Regions from separate parts of the Homo sapiens genome. Here region 1 is linked to region 2. Evidence: read pairs that join two places in POLR2A ChIA-PET (ENCODE). Cell type or tissue: Panc1. All regions are shown on one strand. Each heading gives the region's core, and the rest is flanking DNA. Links, peaks and the distances in the headings are about the cores only. Region 1 overlaps TMEM51 (transmembrane protein 51). Region 2 holds the start of FBLIM1 (filamin binding LIM protein 1).

Region 1 (4,383 bases), core at 143-4,142, 590 kb before region 2:
GTTTCAGGCATCCACTGGGGGTCTTGGAACGTATCCCCCGAGGATATGTACTCAGCTGTTAAATGGGCTCAATGCCTACCTTTTTCATGGAGGGTTGTGGGAACCGAATGAGGCCATGTGTAATAAACTTCTGGCAGGTGAAATATTATTGTGCTTAATCCAGTTAATAGTTGTGCCTGGACATGCCTAGGGAGTAGGTCAGATGGGCCCAGCATCTCCTCTTTCTGCTTAGGAATCTGGGGTTTAACCTGATCATATTCTTTTTTTTTTTTTTTTTTTTTTTGAAACGGAGTTTCGCTCTTTTGCCTAGGCTAGAGTGCAGTGGCGCAATCTCGGCTCACTACAACCTCTGCCTCCCAGGTTCAAGCGATTCTCCCGCCTCAGCCTTCCGAGTAGCTGGGATTACAAGCGCACACTACCACGCCCAGCTAATTTTTTGTATTTTTAGTAGAGACGGGGTTTCACCATGTTGGCCAGGCTGGTCTCGAACTCCTGACCTCAAGTGATCCACCCACCTCAGCCTCCCAAAGTGCTGGGATTACAGGCGTGAGCTACTGCGCCTGGCCAACCTGATAGTATTCTTAACACAGATTGTTTTCCTGCCATCATGAAAACTAGACTTGCTTTAAAGTCTTTAGAGTCTCAGTTCATATTCCAGGCATTGTTTTACATAAATATCATCTGTTTATTTTTTCTTTAAGCAAATTTCACAAACTCCATCTAAAAAAAAAAAAACACAAACAAAATTCATCTGTCAAAGAAGAGCCTTTCAACTTCTAGTTCTGTTTATCTAAAAACACCCTTTCTTCAACCTGGAATCTTGGACATTTTGCCACATGCTGAACGTTTCTATGAATTTCTTTTTGTGTCTGTCACCTTGACGTTAGTTGTCACCTTAACTAGGTAAGACTTAGGTTGTGGTCTGCATGAGTAGAACAAGCTAGTTTTTCAAGAAAGCAAGTTGGAAGGTTTCATAACACCTGCTCTTCAATGGGTTAAGGCAGTGCTCCGGGGCCAGGCCATCTGATAAAGGGAGTGGTAACTTTGAAGTGTGGCTTATAAAGAAGCTGTTATTTCCACAGCAAGCGAAAGCAGCAGTAAAGAAAACAGGGTTTTGCAGTTCCGCTGGAAGGAGGTTGGGGAAGGTCAGAAATCAGGGCGGGAACTTCGAGAGCAGCTGTCAGCACTGGGCAAAGGCTGAGACAGGTGAGCATTGGGCATCTCTGAATGACATGCAGGGTTCTGTGCCTTAGACACACTTCTGTAGCCTTCGTTGATAGAATCCCATCATTTTCCTTTTTCTTTTTCTGATGGATTTCACTCTCTTGTCCAGGCTGGAGTACAGTGGCTTGATCGTGGCTCACTACAGCCTCCACCTCCTGGACTCAAGCAAACCTCCCACCTCAGCCTCCTGAGTAGCTGGGACTATGGACACGCTGCCACCACACACAGCTATTCTTTAGTTTTTGTAGAAACCGGGTCTTGCTGTGTTGCCCAGGCTGGTCTCAAATTCCTGGGGTCAGGTGATCCTCCTGCCTTAGCCTTTCAAAGTGCTGGGGATTACTGACATGAGTCACCACACCCAACCCCCTCATTTTCCTATATCGGTCTCAACTCTGAAGTGTTTCAACCTGGAGACCTAGGTAAATTTCATTCGTTATTTGAGATTTTCCTATGTCAGTAAAGGGCTCAGGTTGCCATATAAATATCATACACTGGGTGGCTTACACAATAGAAATTTATTTTCTTGAAGTTCTGGGGGGTGTAGTTTAAGACCCAGCAGTGTTCAATTTCTGGCGAGGGCTCTCTTCCTGGCTTGCAGATGGCCGCCTACTCACTGTGCCCTCACATGAACTTTCCTTGATGCACGTGTGCAGAGAGAGCTCTCTGGAGTCTCTTTTATAAGGGCACTAATCCCATTAGACCACCTTCATGACCTCATCTAACCTGAATTACCTACCCAAAGCCCTATCTCCTAATATGTTGGGAGTTAGAGCTTCATATGAATTTTGGATGGACACAAATATTCAGTCTGGACAGCACCCTACCATCCTTTTGGTCGCTGACACTAAAATCCTCTGTCCCCTTCATCTCTCCTGCCCAAATCAAACTCATCACAAGTTCTTCTCCATTTGTCAACTTTGACTCTAAACTAGGGCCGTAGGCTGGGTGCAGTGGCTCACACCTATAATCCTAGCACTTTGGGAGGCCGAGGTGGGTGGATTATCTGAGGTCAGGAGTTCAAGACCAGCCTGGCCAACATGGCAAAACCCCATCTCTACTAAAAATACAAAAATTAGCTGGACGTTGTGGCGAGTGCCTGTAATCCCAGCTATTCGGGAGGCTGAGGAAGGAGAATAGCTTGAACCTGGGAGGCAGAGGTTGCAGTGAGCCGAGACCATACCACTGCACTCCAGTCTGGGCAATAAGAGCGAAACTCCATCTCAACAAATAAATAAATTAAATAAAATAAAATAAACTAGGGCTGTAAGCTCCTAAGTGGTTTTCTGTTCCCCTTCTATCTTGCCCATCCTCCAAGGTGATTTCTGCCTCAGGGCCTTTGCACTGGCTACCTCTGTGTATTAGTCTGTTCTCATGTGGCTAATAAAGACATACCCGAGACTGGGTAATTTACAAAGGAAAGAGGTTTAATTGACTCACAGTTCCACATGGCTGGGGAGGCCTCACTGTCATGGCAGAAGGTGAATGAGGAGCAAAGTCATGTCTTACATGGTGGCAGGCAAGAGACAGAGCTTGTGCAGGGGAACTGCCATTTATAAAACCATCAGATCTCATGAGACTTATTCACTACCAGGAGAACAGTATGGGGGAAGCTGCCCCCATGATTCAGTTATCTTCACCTGGCCCCGCCCTTGACACATGGGATTCATTACAATTCAAGGTGAGATTTGGGTGGGCGCACAGCCAAACCATATCACTCTGCCTGGGACTTCCCCACCTCCCCAGTCTGCTGCCACCGTGTCAGTCTCAGTGAAAATGTTGTCCTCTCTGAAAGCCCTTTCTTGATCACTCTGTCAAAAGAACCCATCTTCCACCTTGACTCTTACATTCTTCTGTTTTCTTTTCCAGACATCTTGTGATAGGTTATCCCTTTACTTGTTTGTCTCTTTCAGGAAAAGAGAAGCTTTGTGAGAACAGGCCTTTGGCTTGTTCACTTCTGTGTTTGTAGTGCCCAACAACCCAGTGGTTGCTCAGTCAATGTTTATTGAAATGAATGAATGAAGTCAACAGAGATTTGTTGAGGCTTCCTGTGAACAGTCCTATGCCCAGTGTTAGAGGAGTCCCAGAAAAATATAAAAAGCCCCAGAGGCGGCAGTGAGAACACAGGTGTTCAGCCCTGCGTGTTAAACTTTAGTTAGAGAGAGAAAGCGGGAATGAAACCAGCACCCTCAAGACGACTCTAAATGGCCGGTAGCAATTGGCTGATACAAACAACCTGCATGAACAGAACTTGAGAGCCACTCCCCGCTGGCCATGGCAGGAGGCTTCTGGAAGAAAGGGGAATAGAACCGGATGTGGAAGGAGAGGCCTTCAGGATGGGGTAGGGGAGGAGAGAAAGGCAAGACACAGAGAGTGGAGGGCTGCAGAGGCTGGAAGATAGACCCAGGACCGTTTCCCTCCTTGGACATGTTCAGGACATTACTCTGGTCTTCCCCTGAGAGAGAACATGTTTTTCTCCACCCTGCATCATTGGTGCCTGGTACAGGGCCCTGCACAAAGTGCATGGTCAAGGAATTAAAGAATTCAGGTTGGATGAGGTAGTTCACAGCCTCCCTGGGGAGCTGGGGCTTTATCCTGTGGGCTGTGAGGGACACTGAAGTTCTGATAGACACAGTGGCTGGAGGGTTAGCATGGCTGGGCCTGAAAGCTAGGGAAGACTTAGAGGAGTCAGTTATCACCATCAGCCAGGCCTGAGAAGTGAGAAGGAGATGGATGAGGCAGGAAGAATCACTGAAAAGGACTCTGACAAAAAGAAGCAACGTATTTGGGAGCCAACTGAACATGGATATGGGCGGGAGTTGCAGATGTCTGAAAGGAGCCAGTGGGGGATATTAAGGAGAGAGTCTGGCCAGATGGGAGGCAGCAGGGAGTAGTGGGGATTGTGGCAAAGTGGGGTGCCAAGCCCCTTCCCTAGGACAGAGCCATGACTCAGCACCATGTGAGAATTTAGGCCAGAGACGCCAGATTTTCAAGTTTTACATGCAAGATCACCCATGTTCTCAATATTGGCAATTACTCCATATTACATAAAATAAATAACAAACACTTCACAGGCCAAAGAAGACACTTCCATGGGCCAGATATAGTCCTGGAGCTGCCAGTTTGAAACCAGAGAGTGTGTGTATGTTAGAGGGGTGGAGT
Region 2 (4,383 bases), core at 235-4,234:
GGGGTTGCCAACCCAGGAGAGCGAGGGAAGGGGGACGGCAGGGACCACTCGGGGTCCATGAAGAACGCGAGGGGATGGGCAGCGGGGAGGGAAGGAAACCCACCCCGACTCCCCATTCTCCTACCCCCACTCCCCATCCCTCCCATTCCCCCATCGCCCCCATCCCCATTCCCCCCCATTCCCACCCCCTGGCCTGTGCCAAGGGGGAGGGGAGGCGTCGTCCAGGGAACAAAGGGAGGGGGAAGGGGCGGCGCGGGGCGCGGCCGGGCAGGTTGGGGGGCAGGTAGGGGCCGCTTCCGCGGGGCGGGAATCCCGCGCCCCCTCCCCCCGAGCCTCACCTTTTATGGTAAAGCGGCGCGGGGCGGCGGGGCGGAGGGAGCCGAGGGGGCGGGGAGGGCGGACGGGCGGAGGGGACGGGAGGCCCAGCGGCTCCGGGCTCCGCTGGCTCGGGCGTCGGATCGGAGCCGCCGGGGCGCGGGCGGCCCAGGTAAGCGGGCCGGGTGGGTGGGGGTCGCGTCCCTCCGTCCCTGTCCCCGGTGCACACAGGTGACAGCGCCGGCAGTGCTCGGCCGGAGCCTGCTCGGTCGCCAGCCGGGACCCCCGGCGCGGCGCCCCTGGAGGGGCCTGCGGGTGGGGGGTGCGGTCCTCACGCCCTTTGCGTCCCAGTCTCTTGGTCTCTCTCCCCGGAGTCGGGGAGTCGGCAGGTCCGGGGCGAGGGCTCAGTGAGGCCGGCGGAGGGCCGAGTCCCAGCCCGGGAGCGGGAGCCGGGGACCCGGCGCGCAGGGCGGAAGCTCCCGCACAAAAGGCCGGAGTCCCGCACATGGATCGAATTAAAGCTCCGGCGGCGCCCAGCGGTGACCCCGGCGGCCGCCCTGCTCGGCTGCCTGCGGAGGGTCCCGCGTTTCCGGAGCCCGGGGGCGCTCCAGGCCCCTTTTCCTAGCCAGGGTCAGGCAAGGGGAGGGACGGGTCCCGGGGCTGCTCCTCTCTGGGCCTCACGCGCCCGTCGGGGGCTGAGAAGGTGTGGAGATGGGCGATACCCAGGTGTGTGCCCTGGGATGATCTTGGCGTCGGCCCCTACCCCTCACCTCCCACCCAAGCCTGAGGACCCCGGGGAGAGGCTGGGGCCGCGCCCAGATTCCTGCTCTTAATGACGCTGTAGGTTCTGTCCGGGTCCTGGAGGCACCCCCAGCCGAGCCCAGCCCCCGGGCTGCTTCTCCCTCTCAGCTGCTGCCTAACCAGCTGTCCTTCTCTTTGCACCTTCCAAGGGCCTAGACCCTGAGTCTTCTTTCCTTATATATCCTCTCAGCCGCCCTAGGGACACACTCATTCTCACTTTATGAAAAAACGAGGCCAGAGAGTTTCTGTGACCTATTCGGGGTCACCCCGCAGGAAAGAAGTGGGGCCGCGTGTGAACCCAGCTCTCTACCTCCTCTGTTTCCCTGGGGTGGGAAAGAGGTTGAGGGAACCCCTCCCCTAAGTTGCAGGGTGGGAGGGGTTGGGGCACACCCCGCCACTTCTGCCTAAATTTAATTCCGTACCCAAAGGTAGACTGCTTTATCCGGTCATTAAAGAACAAAGCTGGCCGGGAGCGGTGGCTCACGCCTGTAATCCCAGCACTTTGGGAGGCCGAGGCGGGCGGATTACCTGAAGTCAGGAGTTGGAGACCAGCCTGGCCAACGTGGTGAAACCCCGTCTCTACTAAAAATACAAAAATTAGCCGGGTGTGGTGGCGCGCGCCTGTAATCCCAGCTATTCGGCGGCTGAGGCACGAGAATCGCTTGAACCCAGGAGGCGGAGGTTGCAGTGAGCCGAGATCGCACCACTGCGCAGCCTGGGCCACAGAATGAGACTCTGTCTCAAAATAAATAAATAAATAACAAAGCTTAAGCCGGGTGTAGTGGCTCAAGCCTGTAATCCCAGCACTCTGGGAGGCCGAGGAGGGCGGATCACTTGAGGTCAGGAGTTTGAGACCAGCCTGGTCAACATGGTGAAACCCTGTCTCTACCAAAAATACAAAAATTAGCCAGGGGTGGTGGCGTGTGCCTGTGGTCCCAGCTACTCAGGAGGCTGAGGCAGGACAATCGCTTGAACCTGGGAGGTGGAGGTTTCAGTGAGCTGAGATTGCGCCACTGCACTCCAGCCTCGGCCACAGAGCAAGATTCTGTCTCAGAAAAAAAAAAAAAAAAAAAAAGAACAGAGCTTAGAGGTGGCCCCAGAGGTTTTTTTGTTTTTTTTTTTCTTTGTAGGGAACAAGGAGTAGGAAGGAGGACTGTGGGGGTGACCCCCCCTGAGCTGCACATTCTCTGCCCCAAGGCTGCAGCCTCTAGCTGGTCTGGGTGGCTGGCTGGATCCCTGCCTCCTTCCTTCCTTTGGACAGGAAATGACTTTCCTTCCCTTTGTTCCCACTTTTCTCCACTTATCTAACTGGATCTGTGATTCGCTCTCTGGGGGAGGAAGAGTGGGGGCGGAGGGTCCCCTGGGCACAGCTGACTGGGAGATGGCCCCAGGGAACTTACACACAGCCTGCTCCCAGCTGAATCGGTGGCAGTGGGACGGGAGGGAAGCCGGGGCTCCCTCTCCCGATGGGATTGACAGGGCTTTGAAACTCCCCAGCTTAGACCCCCTGGGGCCTGAGGTCCCTGCAGTCACTGCTTGGGAGGTATAGGGGCTGCCCAGCTGTGAACATCTGGCCTCAGTGCTGGACATTTTCCGAGAAGCCAGGCAGATCCGACTTCCCGGAGGAGTGTAGGAAGGGTCAGGGCTGGGTGGGAGGAGGCAGAGGGCCATCCCGAAGCCCCACAGCAGCCCCTGGGGACCAGCCCGGAACATGCCGACCACAAGATTTCTGGTCTGGATTGGGCCATTGTAGAGTGAGAACAGGCCTGGGAACTTGGGCGACTTTGTGCCACCCAAGGAAGGAAAAGCGTGTCTGGGGACACACTTTTGGATGATGTTCCATTAGAATTCCGAGTGCCATGGATGGCCTGGGAAAGTCACTTAACCTCTTGGAACCTCACAGGGTCCATCTGCAAAGTGGGGGCAGGATGGGCATTTCTTGCAGCTAGATTGAGAGGCTGGTGGGTTTTGAGGCACATATAGTACCTGGCACAGGGCCTGGCACGAAACAAGTGCCTTATCAGCAAGTCGTTTGGTATTTCTTTAAATCTCACATGTACTCTGAACATTGTTGACAAAAATAGATTCTTAAACTTATAACAAAGTGTAAAACTAAAGCCCGTGACAGCCAGCCTAAGCATACGTACTTCCAGACATCATTTCCAAACCCAGAAGCAAAAGACAAGTACTTTAAAATAAGTTTTGAAGCTCTTTCCTAATATATTGGTTTCTTCCTCAGAATAGATATTTTATTGTCAGACTGAGCTATGTATTTTAGCCAAACAACTTAAGGGAATTTAGGAGCACGTGTTATTGTTTTTATTATCATCCATCAGTCGCTGTGAACCCAAAGTGGCCAGTGCACTTTGAGATAAGGAGGGAAGCCTGAAGAGCGAGATAGAAAAGGGGACATTTTTAGCCCTGGGCACAGGCATTGGGTGCCTGCTGAGGACTGATGTGCTCACTGGACTCCCAGCTTTCCCACCCATGGCCCCACCTCAGCCTTGGCCACAGGGACTACTGTCAGCAGGAACTACCTGAGAGATGGGAAATAATGTCCTTTTCCTGACATCAGGGTATCAGGGTGCCACCATGCTCTCTGATTTATGCTTTTCTTTTTTTTTTTTTCGAGACAGAGTTTCACTCTGTCACCTCGGCTGGAGTGCAGTGGCACAATCTCAGCTCACTGCAACCTCGCCTCCCAGGATTCAAGCGATTCTCCTGCCTCAGCCTCCTAAGTAGCTGGGGACTACAGGTGCATGCCACCATTTCTGGCTAATTTGTTTTTTTTTTTTTTTTTTTTTGAGACAGACTCTTGCTCTGTTGCCCAGGCTGGAGTGTGGTGGTGCAATCTCGGCTTACTGCAACCTCCGCCTCCCGGGTTCAAGCAATTCTCTGTCTCAGCCTCCCGAGTAGCTGAGATAACAGGCGTCTGCCACCATGCCCAGCTAATTTTTGTATTTTTAGTAGAGACAGGGTTTCACCATCTTGGCCAGGCTGGTCTTGAACTCCTTACCTCGTGATCCAACCACCTTGCCCTCCAAAAATGCTAAGATTACAGGCATAAGCCTCCACGCCAGGCCAAATTTTTGTATTTTTAGTAGAGACAGTGTTTCACCATGTTGGCCAGGATGGTCTTGAACTCCTGACCTCAAGTGATCGCCTACCTCCCAAAGTGCTGTGATTACAGGCGTGAGCCATCGGGTGGCCAGATCTGGGTTTTGATGCCTGCGCTCTGATATCCTCTAGGCACACAAAGAATGCAGA

The links. ChIA-PET counts read pairs that join two places held together with the same protein. Peaks named below come from ENCODE experiments on the same cell type or tissue, not always from the same donor. Only the 100,000 strongest peaks of a DNase experiment are listed, where the experiment ranks them.
Region 1: POLR2A ChIA-PET joins it to region 2 with 5 read pairs; 1 of 35 experiments calls an interaction of 5 or more read pairs at or near these places.

Annotation. Positions count from the first base shown.
Region 1 is chr1:15,172,955-15,177,337 of GRCh38, forward strand. The region is part of intron 1 of TMEM51 (transmembrane protein 51); the gene reads left to right. Among named protein-coding and RNA genes, the nearest start is that of TMEM51-AS2, 3.5 kb to the left of the region's middle. In Panc1, for the core only: no CTCF peak of the experiment used is centred there; no DNase peak of the experiment used is centred there; H3K27ac peaks cover 1,079 bases.
Region 2 is chr1:15,758,362-15,762,744 of GRCh38, forward strand. FBLIM1 (filamin binding LIM protein 1) reads left to right here and starts at 434. Exons shown (of 9, transcript NM_017556.4): 1 at 434-487. RefSeq lists an enhancer at 2,243-3,187. In Panc1, for the core only: no CTCF peak of the experiment used is centred there; no DNase peak of the experiment used is centred there; H3K27ac peaks cover 421 bases.